Regions from separate parts of the Homo sapiens genome. Here all the other regions are linked to region 1. The links are chromatin contacts, found by Hi-C or POLR2A ChIA-PET in ENCODE. All regions are on one chromosome and are shown on one strand. Each heading gives the region's core, a stretch centred on a gene start or an enhancer-like site at or near the end of the contact. The rest is flanking DNA. Distances are from core to core; before and after follow the strand shown.

What was found. A loop is a pair of places that touch in the nucleus more often than their neighbours do. ChIA-PET counts read pairs that join two places held with the same protein, here RNA polymerase II (POLR2A). Pooled maps may share reads with other maps.
Region 2: a map of CD4-positive, alpha-beta memory T cell shows a loop between it and region 1 (16-fold over the local background). The contact joins the promoter of ASL here to the promoter of ZNF107 in region 1. A Hi-C loop is called at or near these places in 1 of 168 maps with a recorded cell type or tissue (CD4-positive, alpha-beta memory T cell) and 6 of 50 pooled maps. POLR2A ChIA-PET finds 5 or more read pairs at or near these places in 1 of 52 experiments (WTC11).
Region 3: a pooled map shows a loop between it and region 1 (13-fold over the local background). The contact joins the promoter of CRCP here to the promoter of ZNF107 in region 1. A Hi-C loop is called at or near these places in 1 of 168 maps with a recorded cell type or tissue (CD8-positive, alpha-beta T cell), 1 of 37 single-sample maps with no recorded cell type and 4 of 50 pooled maps. POLR2A ChIA-PET finds 5 or more read pairs at or near these places in 1 of 52 experiments (activated CD4-positive, alpha-beta T cell).

Annotation. Positions count from the first base shown.
Region 1 is chr7:64,663,929-64,667,448 of GRCh38, reverse strand. It overlaps ZNF107 (zinc finger protein 107), which reads right to left and starts at 1,316. Exons shown (of 4, transcript NM_001282359.2): 1 at 1,164-1,316. The coding sequence starts at 1,166. RefSeq lists enhancers at 989-1,108, 1,129-1,278, 1,429-1,578.
Region 2 is chr7:66,074,057-66,078,144 of GRCh38, reverse strand. It overlaps ASL (argininosuccinate lyase), which reads right to left and starts at 2,326. Exons shown (of 17, transcript NM_000048.4): 1 at 2,289-2,326; 2 at 2,052-2,106. The coding sequence starts at 2,063. RefSeq lists an enhancer at 1,776-2,055 and a silencer at 2,156-2,685.
Region 3 is chr7:66,113,363-66,117,093 of GRCh38, reverse strand. It overlaps CRCP (CGRP receptor component), which reads right to left and starts at 2,247. Exons shown (of 6, transcript NM_014478.5): 1 at 2,124-2,247. The coding sequence starts at 2,131. RefSeq lists silencers at 1,458-1,752, 3,181-3,371 and enhancers at 1,339-1,867, 2,405-2,534.

The sequences.
Region 1 (3,520 bases), core at 67-2,566:
AAAATAGGCACAGACTTTTTTTTACAATACAGTGTCAGGGGATTATTTTTTGTTTTCTTCTCATTGGAAATATTTTCAAACAGCAAACAATTTGTTTAAAGTGCCACCCAATAATTTGTCAACAATGATTAATTAAAATACAGTATCTAAAATGTACACTAAAGGACAAATAGTTGATAATGTGAATTAGGGAGGGGAAGCTGGGATTTGGGAATGTCAAAGGAAACTGGAAATTTAGCATTTTACTGAAAGTCAGTTAGGCTAAAAGAATGGGGAATAGGGAGTAGTCTTGAGACCCTGCTTGAGACACGTGAAAGTTGCAGGGGAAAATCTGTCCCCTGTGGAGTGTGAAAATAACTAAATGGCAGGCAATTAGACTGAGGTGGCTCTAGTCCCAGGGTTTTTACTTTTTAAAAAATCTAACTCAAATGCTTTTTTTTTGTAAATTACTACATTGGGGAAAACAAAATTTAGACTTAATCAACCATGAACTGCCAATTAAGCTCTGATTACGTGACCAGAAAATTTCCACCTTCATCTAAAACTAAGAAACTACGTAACTCTACCTAACCAATTATTGAGTTTGCTTTCCTTTATCATGCACCTTCTAAAAGTCTTTTCTTCAAGCCCCTCCCATGGAAAATAAACTACAAACCACAGCTGGGTGCTCTATAATTCTTCAATTACTCTTTGATTAAATTCTTTAACATTTTTGTGGTGACTTCCATAGATTTTTAAGAGAAAAAAGATGGACTAGGAACCCCACAGACTAAAGCTTTTCCCATTCATGAACCCCGCATCCCGAGTCAGGATTCTCCCCTGATGACCCTCCCGGCATCCCTGCACAATCGGGGAGAGATGCCGCGCTGCGGGTGCAAAGCCGCCCGGAGAGGGCTCCAGGCCAGGGCACAGTCACTGAGCAGGGAGGAGACAGGACGCCCAGGGTCCCGGCTGTCAGCCCAGCCGCCATCTTACGGCTGAAGGGGACTGAGGACCGAGCTGCGCCAAGGAGAACTCGGGGCCGCGGGGGACTGAGGGCCGAGCTGCGCCAAGGAGAACTTGGGGCCGCGGACTTTGGAGGCCCGAGTCCAGCCACAGCCACTTCCGATCGGTTCCAACCAGCCCCTCCCCCTCTCTCGGGATGTCGGACCCAGCACTCTCACCATTTCTAGGTTTCCAGGGAGTCCCGGCGTCTTAGCTGTGGATCTCCCAATATCTGCAGGTCACAGGGACACAGAGGCTGGGCCTCTAGGAGCAGAGGACACTGAGCAGTGAGGAGGAGAGCAGGAGCTCCGGCTGCAGCCAGAGACAAAGGCCCCGCCAAATCCCGGAAGCCGTCCTGTCCGCTCCAGCTGCGTGCCTGATTGGACGGTTCCCAGCCCAGCAGTCCTGATTGGATAACGTTTGCTGCCCTGCTCCCTCAGGCCCTGAGTGACAGAAGCTGTGCTCAGATGCTGGGCTGGAAGAAGATAAAGTGAAACCTAAGCTGCAGCCTTTTCAGGCAGGGCTCCTCCCTGAGTTGAGCCAGGTCCACCCCAGAAGGCATTTGCATTTAACCTGTATATAAAGTCATATGCATTTATAAATAATATATTATGTGGCTATTCACACATGAAAATAATATAACAATTATTTTAAAATTCCAGATTTTATGCCCTTTCTGAATTCTGGTCCTTTGAGCAGGCCGATTGAGAGTTTAAAAAGGAGGCAATCCTCTGAAATAAAACGTGAGCCACATGTGTATTCTAAATTTTCTAGCAGTCAAACTTCAAGAAGGAAGAAGAAGGCCAGGCGCGGTGGCTCACGCCTGTAATCCCAGCACTTTGGGAGGCCGTGGTGGGCGGATCACGAGGTCAGGAGATCGAGACCATCCTGGCTAACACGGTGAAACCCCGTCTCTACTAAAAATACAAAAAATTAGCCCGGCGCGGTGGCGGGGGCCTGTAGTCCCAGCTACTCGGGAGGCTGAGGCAGGAGAATGGTGTGAACCCAGGAGGCAGAGCTTGCAGTGAACCGAGATAGTGCCACTGCACTCCAGCCTGGACGACGGAGTGAGACTCCGTCTCAAAAAAAAAAAAAAAAAAAAAGGAAGGAAGAAGAAACAGGTGGAATTCATTCTAACCATTTAATTAACCCACTATATCAAAAATATTATATTAATATCTGAGCAATATGTAATTATTAATAAAGTGTGTATATTTTTGGAACTAAATCTTTAACTCTGTATTTTACCTTTCTAGCACATCGCAGTTCTGACCAGCCACATTCCGGACACCCAGTAGCCATACATGGCCAATAGCTGTCACATTAAAGTGCAGCTTTGACAACAGGGGTTTGAAGGGCCTGAACATTCCTTTTCTGCCAGAGGTGAGGGAAGAGCCTCTCCCTACCAACATCTCTCTTCAGTTCTGAGGTGGAACAGACCGTGGCCATAAAAAGAGCAGAGGACAGCAGGAATAAAATAACCTAAGGTTGTTAAGAATTAATGTAATTAATATGTATATAATTAAAACTACTAGATGTATGAAAAACAATTCTGCATAGAGAATGTATAAACAAAAGTAAAATATGCTTTTAAGGAAGAAAGTTAGAAACATTTTATCTAGTTTGAAATTACTTAATGATTGTTTCAAATTGAAAAAAGAAAAAACCAAAAATATAATATAAAAAGTTGAAAAATTTATTATAATAGACTATAAAATATTTATGAAAATCTACAGTAGCCAAAAATGACACATTTGATGGATTTATTTATAAGGTTTTATTAAAGTTAGCTTTAGTATTAATAATACAGTAATACAAAAGTAAAAGTTGATTTTCTTTTGAACAAAAATTTTACATATCAATATGACATAGTACAATATTTTTGTCCACCTTTTGAATAAATTTTAAAATAAAGAAAGTAAAAAAGAGAATTTTTCTCATGCAGTCTTTCTCAGGTTTTTTGACTGGAAAACTGAATCTCCTGTATCAAACAGTAAATGATTTTGTTTTTAAAATCTTTTAATTATCACTTTGGATAAATAAATGACTATTATTTTATGGTGATCTGTGGTCCTATTTTAGTGAAGTGTTTTAACCCTATGACATATTTGACAGGCTTCCCAACATCAAATTTTGCTTTAAAAGTGTCTTTTTTTTACACCCCAAACTTTTGGATGCTATAGAGTGTCAATGCAGCATGCAAAAGAGTGATAAACAGGCAGGGGGAGGCGGGCAGATCACCAGGTCAAGAGATGGAGACCATCCTGGCCAACATGATGAAACCCTGTCTCTACTAAAAATACAAAAATTAACTGGGCATGGTGGTGAGCGCCTGTAATCTGAGCTACTCAGGAGGCTGAGGCTGGAGAATGGAGAATGGCTTGAACCTGGGAGGCAGAGGTTGCAGTGAGCCAAGATCGCTCCATTGCACTCCCACCTGGGCAACAAGAGCAAAACTTCGACTGAAAAAAAAAAAAGTTAACTTACATGGAAGCATTATCAAAATAAAAATAATGTTTGCCAGGCGTGGTAGCTT
Region 2 (4,088 bases), core at 1,077-3,576, 1.4 Mb before region 1:
CTAGGTTGTTAGTAATAAAAATAACTACTTAATAAGTGGAGCTGCAGCCAAACCAATTAGTGCCAACCTACAGGAAGGCCTGGGGCAACCTGAGGTCACCTAGAACACTGGGCTTGTTGGAAGCCAGACCACTCTGCTCTAGAACCAAACTCCTATCCTTACTGGCAGGCATAAGAGGACCCCACAGGGAGATCAGAGTGAGGTGCCTCCCCTTGGGCACTGAGGAGAGTGGAGGCCTAGTGTGGTAGCAGAAGGTGCTACTCCAAGCCAGGACACATCTGGGCCAGAATGGTCTCTTCAGGGCCAGGGGATGGGGCACTGAGTTGGGCTGGGTTGAATGAGCAACAGTTAAGGTCGAATGTACATGGGAAATACCAGTTTTGGTTTTGGGACTTGTGGGTTTTTTTTCTTTTTTTGAGGTGGAGTCTTGCTTTGTCGCCCAGGCTGGAGTGCAGTGGTGCGATCTCAGCTCACTGCAACCTCCGCCTCCCGAGTTCAAGCGATTCTCCTGCCTCAGCCTCCCGAATAGCTGGGACTACAGGCACCCACCACTACACCCAGCTAATTTTTGCATTTTTAGTAGAGACGGGGTTTCACCATGTTGGCCAGGCTGGTCTCAAACTCCTGACCTCAGGTGATCTGCCCACCTCGACCTCCCAAAGTGCTGGGATTACAGGTGTGAGCCACCATGCCTGCCAGGTTTTTTTATTTTTATTTTTTTGAAACTGGATCTCACTCTGTTGCCTGGGCTGGAGTGCAGTGGTGAGATCATGCTCACTGCAGTCTCAAACTCCTGGGCTCAAGCAATCCTCATGCCTCCGCCTCCTGTGAGACTACAGGTGTACGCCACCACACCTGGGTAATTTTCAAAATCTTTTTGTAGAGACAGGGTCTCATTACATTGCCCTGGCTGGTCTGGAATTCCTGGGCTTCAGCAGTCCTCCCGCCTCGGCCTCCCAAAGTAGAAATATCAGTATTGTTGTGGTTAGCCACCATTTATTGAGCACCTACTGTTGCTCAGCCCTGTGCTAGGGATTTCACATATGTTATTACGGCCTTTTATGAGGTGGGCAATATTACCCCTATTTCACAAATGAGGAAAGAGGTTTAAAGGGCTCAAGTGACTGGTACAGAAACCAAGTCTGTTTGGCTCCAAAGTCCAGGCCCTACCCCCCTGCCATGACCCAGAAGCTTGCAGGGCACTGAGCTTGCAGGGCATTGAGAAAGAGGAAGTGAATTGCTAGCTAATGAAGGCCAAAAGGGCCTGGAACCCAGACCTCCTGCTTCCCGGAGTTCCCTTCATCAAGCATCAGGCGAACAGCCCCTCTCACCTGAAGGGTCCAAAGCAATGGCCTCATAATCTAGTGCCTTACAGAGTGAGGCCGACAGCTATTATTACCCCCATTGCCAGATAAATCAACTATGGCCCAAGGAAGGAAAACCTCTGCCTGGGAATCCAGCATCTCAGTGGTCAGGAGGAGAGGCCAGGAGCCACTGACCCTAAGAGGCAGGGTCCAGTGAGACAGGAAGGGACCAGGCACCAGGGTTGCTGGAGCCACGAGGCGACGTCCCCTTTTTCCTGGCTCTTTCCACATGCCACAGTCAAGGACAAGAACACTTAGGGGCTGAGCTTTATTCTATAAACAGGGACAATTGCTCTAGCAGGAGAAGGGATGTGGTGTGGGGTGGGACCTGACAGGAGGACACGTGGTAAGAAGGAAGGAAGAGTTGGAAGGCTGAAGGCTTGGGAGCCACTTTTCCTGGCCAGGCAGGCATCACTGTGAGGTGAGGGCAGAGCCACTCTACCCCTAGTAGTGTGGGTTGGTGGGTTTGCCACAAGGGCTGCCTGCGGATACTGGTGAGTCCTGGTAAAGGTGACTGCTGGGCTCCAGATGATGCGCCCGGGAGGGCTGGGGGTGCAGGCTTCCTAGGTAATTTTCAAAATTGCTTCCTGGAGGGCGATTCCCAGCAGGGTGGCCCGAGGCAGGTCTGGCGCCCCCACTCTCTCCTTTGGAGGCTAGGAGGACCGGAGTCCCCGAGGTCCCACTCACCTCCGAGGCCATGTTGGGCGGTTCCTCGTCGTCCGGAAGCTTCGGTCCTCCGGGTCTGGAAGACAAGACCGGACTGACGACCTCCTTGGCCAGCAGGGTCCCCCGGGCCGGGCTGGCTCCGAGTTCTGGGCACTGCGCTTGAGGGAGCGCAGCCCTTGGGGACGCGGACGTGAGCGCGCGCCACGGTGCTCGGCGTCCTCCACGCCCGTCCCGCCCATCCGGCCGCCGCGCACTCACCTCCGCCTGGCCGCACGGATAGTGTCGCGCCCGCCACTGGCCAGGGCTTTTCTGGCCGGGATGGCGTCAGCAGCCGCCGGTCCTGTCCCCACCCCTGGCGACGGCCGCGCCAATAGGAGGCCGCCCGGCGGGGTGGGCGTTGCCTCCATCCTCCAATCCTGGCCGTGGGCGGGGATACCTCCCGCTGAGCTGGAGGCTAAGCGGCCCCGGGGCGGGGAAGCGGGCGGGGAAAGGGTTGGGGGGACCCCGACGGGGAAGGGGCCTGGGCTGGGGTTGAGGAGGGTAGTGCGCTGGCGTTCGTGCTGTGGTCAGCAGACACGCAGGGGACTGGAGACTCGGGCCAGGGGTAGAGGCTATGACATCAGGCCCGGGCCTGGCAGGTTCACAAGATATATAAGGTGAAATGGCATGTTCGCTCATTCACTCATTCATTCATTCATTCAACAAACACGTACCAGGCACCTCTATGTGCCAGGTACAGAGAAAGGCATCAAGGAAAAAGGAAGGACCATCAGAAATGAAGCCTGTGCCAGGCGCGGTGGCTCACAGCTGTAATCCCAGCACTTTGGGAGGCCGAGGTGGGAGGATCGCTTGAGGCTACGAGTTGGAGACCAGCCTGGGCAATACAACAAGATCCCGTCTCTACAAAAAAATTAATAATAATAAAAAAAAAGCCGGGCGTGGTGGTGCACGCCTGCAGTCCTAGCTACTCAGGAGGCTGAGGCGGGAGGAGCACTTGAGCCCAGGAGTTCGAAGCTGCAGTGAGCTATTGTGCCACGGCACTCCAGCCTGACTCCTCTAAAAAAGAAAAGAAACGCGGCCGGAGGCCGGGCGCGGTGGCTCACGCCTGTAATCCCAGCACTTTGGAAGGCCGAGGCGGGTGGATCACGAGGTCAGGAGTTTGAGACCAGCCTGGCCAAGGTGGTGAAACCCCGTCTCTACTAAGAATACAAAAATTAGCCGGGCACGGTGGCGGGTGCCTGCAATCCCAGCGACTCCGGAGGCTGAGGCAGGAGAATCTCTTGAACCCGGGAGGCGGAGATTGCAGTGAGCTGAGATGGTGCCATTGCACTCCAGCCTGGGTGACAGAGCAAGATTCTGTCTCAAAAAAAAAAAAAAAAAAAAAAAGAAAGAAAGAAAGAAAGAAAGAAAAGAAAAGAAAAAAGAAACGCAGCCGGGCACAGTGGCTTACGCCTTTAATCCCAGCACTTTGAGAGGCTGAGGCGGGCGGATCACCTGAGGTCAGGAATTCGAGATGAGCCTGGCTGACATGGTGAAACCTTGTCTCTATTAGCCGGGTGTGGTGGTGGGTGCCTGTAGTCCCAGCTACTCCGACAGCTGAGGCAGGAGAATCACTTGAACCAGGGAGGTGGAGGCTGCAGTGAGCTGAGACGGCACCACTGCACTGCAGCCTGGGCGACAGTGAGACTCTTGTCTCGAAAAAAAAAAAAAAAAAAGAAAGAAAGAAAGAAAAAGAAAAAGAGAAGAGAAAACAAAGAAAGAAACGAAACAAAAGAAATGAAGCCTGACTTCAAGAAGTTCCAACATAGCATGGAGGAGGTGTGCAGGGAGCACAGGCGTTGGGGAGGGGGGCTATGTTGGGTACTCAGGGAAGAGGTCCTTGATCTGATTAATTAATTATTCAACCAAAATGTCAGGCTGGATTCTAGGCACTGGAAGTACCCTGAAGGGGCTTCTAATGAACCTGTCTTCTGCATTGGGTCTTGGAAGATGGGGGGAATTTGCCCAGGGAAGAAGGGGAGAACATTCCAGGCAGAGGGAGAAGTCTGGACAAAAAAT
Region 3 (3,731 bases), core at 998-3,497, 1.4 Mb before region 1:
GGCTGGAGTGCAGTGGCACAATTTGGTTCACTGCAACCCCTGCCTCCCGAGTTCAAGCGATTCTCCTGCCTCAGCCTCCTGAGTTACTGGGATTACAGGCGCCCACCACTACACCCAGTTAATTTTTGTATTTTTAGTAGAGAGGAGGTTATGCCATGTTGGCCAGGCTGGTCTCAAACTCCTGACCTCAGGGGATTCGCCCACTTCGGCCTCCTAAAGTGCTGCGATTATAGGCATGAGCCACCACGCCCCGCTGGTTCAGGTAATCTTAACAGTCATTCCCGTAGACCAGTGAGGATGAAAGCCCAACAGAATGGCTGAGAGAATGAGGGGCTAATCAGCACTTTCAAGAAGTTTTGTTGGGATGGGAAGCAGAAATGGAGTAAGAGGGGGACATGTATGTGGGGACGGAGGATTTTCTAAGATGAATTCTCTAAAGCAGGGTTGTATGCTCACAGGAAATGCTCTAGTAAAGAGGGAAAAATTAGTAATGATGGCTTGGACTAGAGTAAATTATATGAATAGTTTTTTAGGTTGCAGATGAAATCCCATCAGTGGGTTGCAAAATTAATTCAGTGGTTCAATTTTTTTTTTTTTTTTTTTTTAAGACAGAGCCTTACACTGTCACTCTGGCAGGAGTGTAGTGGCTCTATCTCAGCTCATTGCAGCCTCCTGGGATCAAGTGATCCTCCCATCTCAGCCTCGTAAGTAGCTGAGACTACAGGCATGAACCACCACACCCAGCTAACTTCTTAATTTTTTGCAGAGACAGGGTCTCCCTATGTTGCCCAGGCTGGTCTCCACCTCCCAGGTTCAAGTGATCCTTCTGCCTAAGCTTCCCAAAGTGCTGGGATTGCTGGTGTGAGCCACCACGGTTGGCCCCATTCATATTAATAAAAAATAGACAATATGAGAGTGTACGCCACACATTATTGTTTCATGAGCCTTTCATTTCAGTTACACAGACATATTGTGTTTAAAAAAAAATCGGAAGAGGCCAGGTGAAGTGGCTCACGCCTGCAATCCCAGGACTTTGGGAGTACAAAGCAGGAGGATCACTTGAGCTCAGGAGCTGGAGACCAGCCTGGGCTGTAGTGAGACCCTGCATCTACAAAACTTTTTTTAAAAAATTAGCGGTGAGTGATGGCGTGGGCCTGTAGTCCCAGCTACTGAAGAGGCTGAAGCAGGATTGCTTGAGTCCAGAAAGTGAGGCTGCAGTGAACCATGATTACACCCCGCCTGGGGGACAGAGCAAGACCCTGTTTCTTAAGAAAAAACAATTAATTAAAAATGTAAAAATGTGAAATGCCATAGTACATATAACCATTAAACATGAGGCAAAAGAACATAAAGGAAACTGTATCAAATAATCAGTTCAAAGAGAACACAAGATAGTAATACCTACAAATTAATATCAACCGTATAAAGCCCACATTCAGAGTAGATGCAAAATCTTCCATTTGCACCAGGCGCAACGAGCAAGCATGGAAAAGACCACGTGGAGTTAAACTGTCAGAAAATCTTTTACCCTCGCCTTGCACACACACCCACACACCCCCTGCTGTTTCTCTGGTCCCAGTCCTGGTTCACGTCCTTCCCTTCTCCACCCCAAAACCAGCCCCTTCCCTCACAGTGTTTACTGCTCCCATCAAATTCCGAGGGCAGCTCTTCCGAGGGCTCTCCAGGGGCCTACAGCTGCAAGCAGAGCTCTACCCGGCCCTGATTCGTCTCTCCTCCACCTACTTTCAGGGCGGACAGACTCAGGCCTTTATAGCCTTCTAAGTCCGGGGTCGGATACCAGACTGGGCTCCACCCCCGCACTGTGACCCAGAAACGCTGGTAAACGAATGAGAGAAGGAGGGGGCACATTGAAAGGCAGCCGGACACGGAAGTGCTCGGCCCCGCACCAGACACGGCGTGGAGGGGAAGCGAAGGTTCGGAAGGGCAAAGCGAGAGTCCCGTTCGTCCCCGTCACCACCCCGCGGCCCTCCCGGACAGGGCCGGCCCGCTGCCCTCACTCCCGTACGAGGGTCGCCCAGTCCCCACGGCTCTCGGCTCTCAGCTCTCAGCGGTCAAACCGTTGGGCTCCTCGGGCGAAAAGGGACGCGCCCGAGAAGACTTACACTTCCATGACGTCCCGCCTCGTCGCCCCTAGCTGCCAGCAGACAAAGAACCTCACACTTCACAGCTGTCTCCGCCGCCACCAACAGCGCCAAGGTGCCAGCTCCGCGCGCCAAGGTGCTCGCCGGGATCGCCGCGCTGCATGCCGGGAGCTTGGCGGACCCGGAACCTCGCGCTGCGCGTTCCCCTTTTTCGGGGGGCAGGGTGGGGGAGTGTCCCTGCATCCTTCCACCAGGCCGATTTAAGACTGCTAAGCGTTTGCGGACAGGATTATCTTGTGTTTTCTTTTCTTTTTTTCTTTAACCTTTTTTTTTTTTTGAGACGGAGTCTCGCTCTGTCGCCCAGGCTGGATCTCGGCTTACTGCAACCTCCGCCTCCTGGGTTCAAGCGATTCTCCTTCTGCCTCAGCCTCCCAAGTAGCTGGGACTACAGGCGCTTGCCACCAAGCCCGGCTAATTTTTTGTGTTTTTAGTAGAGACGGGGTTTCACCGTGTTAGCCAGGATGGTTTCAATCTCCTGACCTCGTGATCCGCCCGCCTCGGCCTCCCAAAGTCCTGGGATTACAGGCGTGAGGCACCGTGCCCAGCCTCTTTTTTTCTTTTTTGAGACAGAGTCTCGCTCTGTCACCCAGGCTGGAGTGCAGTGGCACGATCTCGGCTCACTGCAATCTCTGCCTCCCAGGTTCAAGCAATTCCCTGCCTCAGCCTCCCGAGTAGCTGGGATTACAGGCGCCCGCCATAACGCCTAGCTAATTTGTGTATTTTTTAGTAGAGACGGGGTTTCATCATCTTGGCCAGGCTAGTCTTGAACTCCTGACCTCGTGATCCACCCGCTTCGGCCTCCCAAAGTGTTGGGATTACAGGCGTGAGCCACCTCGCCGGGCTCTGTCTGTTTTCGTGGTCTAGGTTTTAACAAAGTATTAATCAGCTGAAGTTGTGAGACGTGATCGGGTTAGTGGGCCTTTGCATGTTAAAATCCCACCTCTCAGAGAGTAGTGAGGCTGGTGGCATCTGGGCTGCCAGAAACATTGCAGTTTATTTATTTATTTTTTAAGAGACAGGGTCTTGCTCTGTCGCCCAGGCTGGAATGCAGTGGTGCAATCAGAGCTCACTGCAGCCTTGAACTCCTGGGCTCAAGCAATCCTCCCACCCCAGCCTGCCAGAGTAGCTGGGACCACAGGTGCGCTCCGCTACACCTGGCTAATTTTCTTTTTTTCTTTTTCTTTTTCTTTTTTTTTTTTTTTGAGATCAGTCTCACTCTGTTGCCCAGGCTGGAGTGCAGTGTCGTGATCTCGGCTCATTGCAACCTCTGCCTCCTGGATTCAAGCAGTTCCCTGCCTCAGCCTCCCCAGTAGCTAGGATTACAGGTGCCCGCCATAATGCCCAGCTAATTTTTGTATTTTTTTAGTAGAGACGGGGTTTCACCATCTTGGCCAAGCTGGTCTTGAACTCCTGACCTTGTGATCCACCCTCATCAGCCTCCCAAAGTGTTGGGATTACAGGCGTGAGCCACTGCACCCAGCCACCTGGCTAATTTTCTAAAATAAAATTCTTTATTGTCCAAAGAGTCAGCTACAAAATTTTTTAATTTTTTTGTAGAGATGGGGGTCT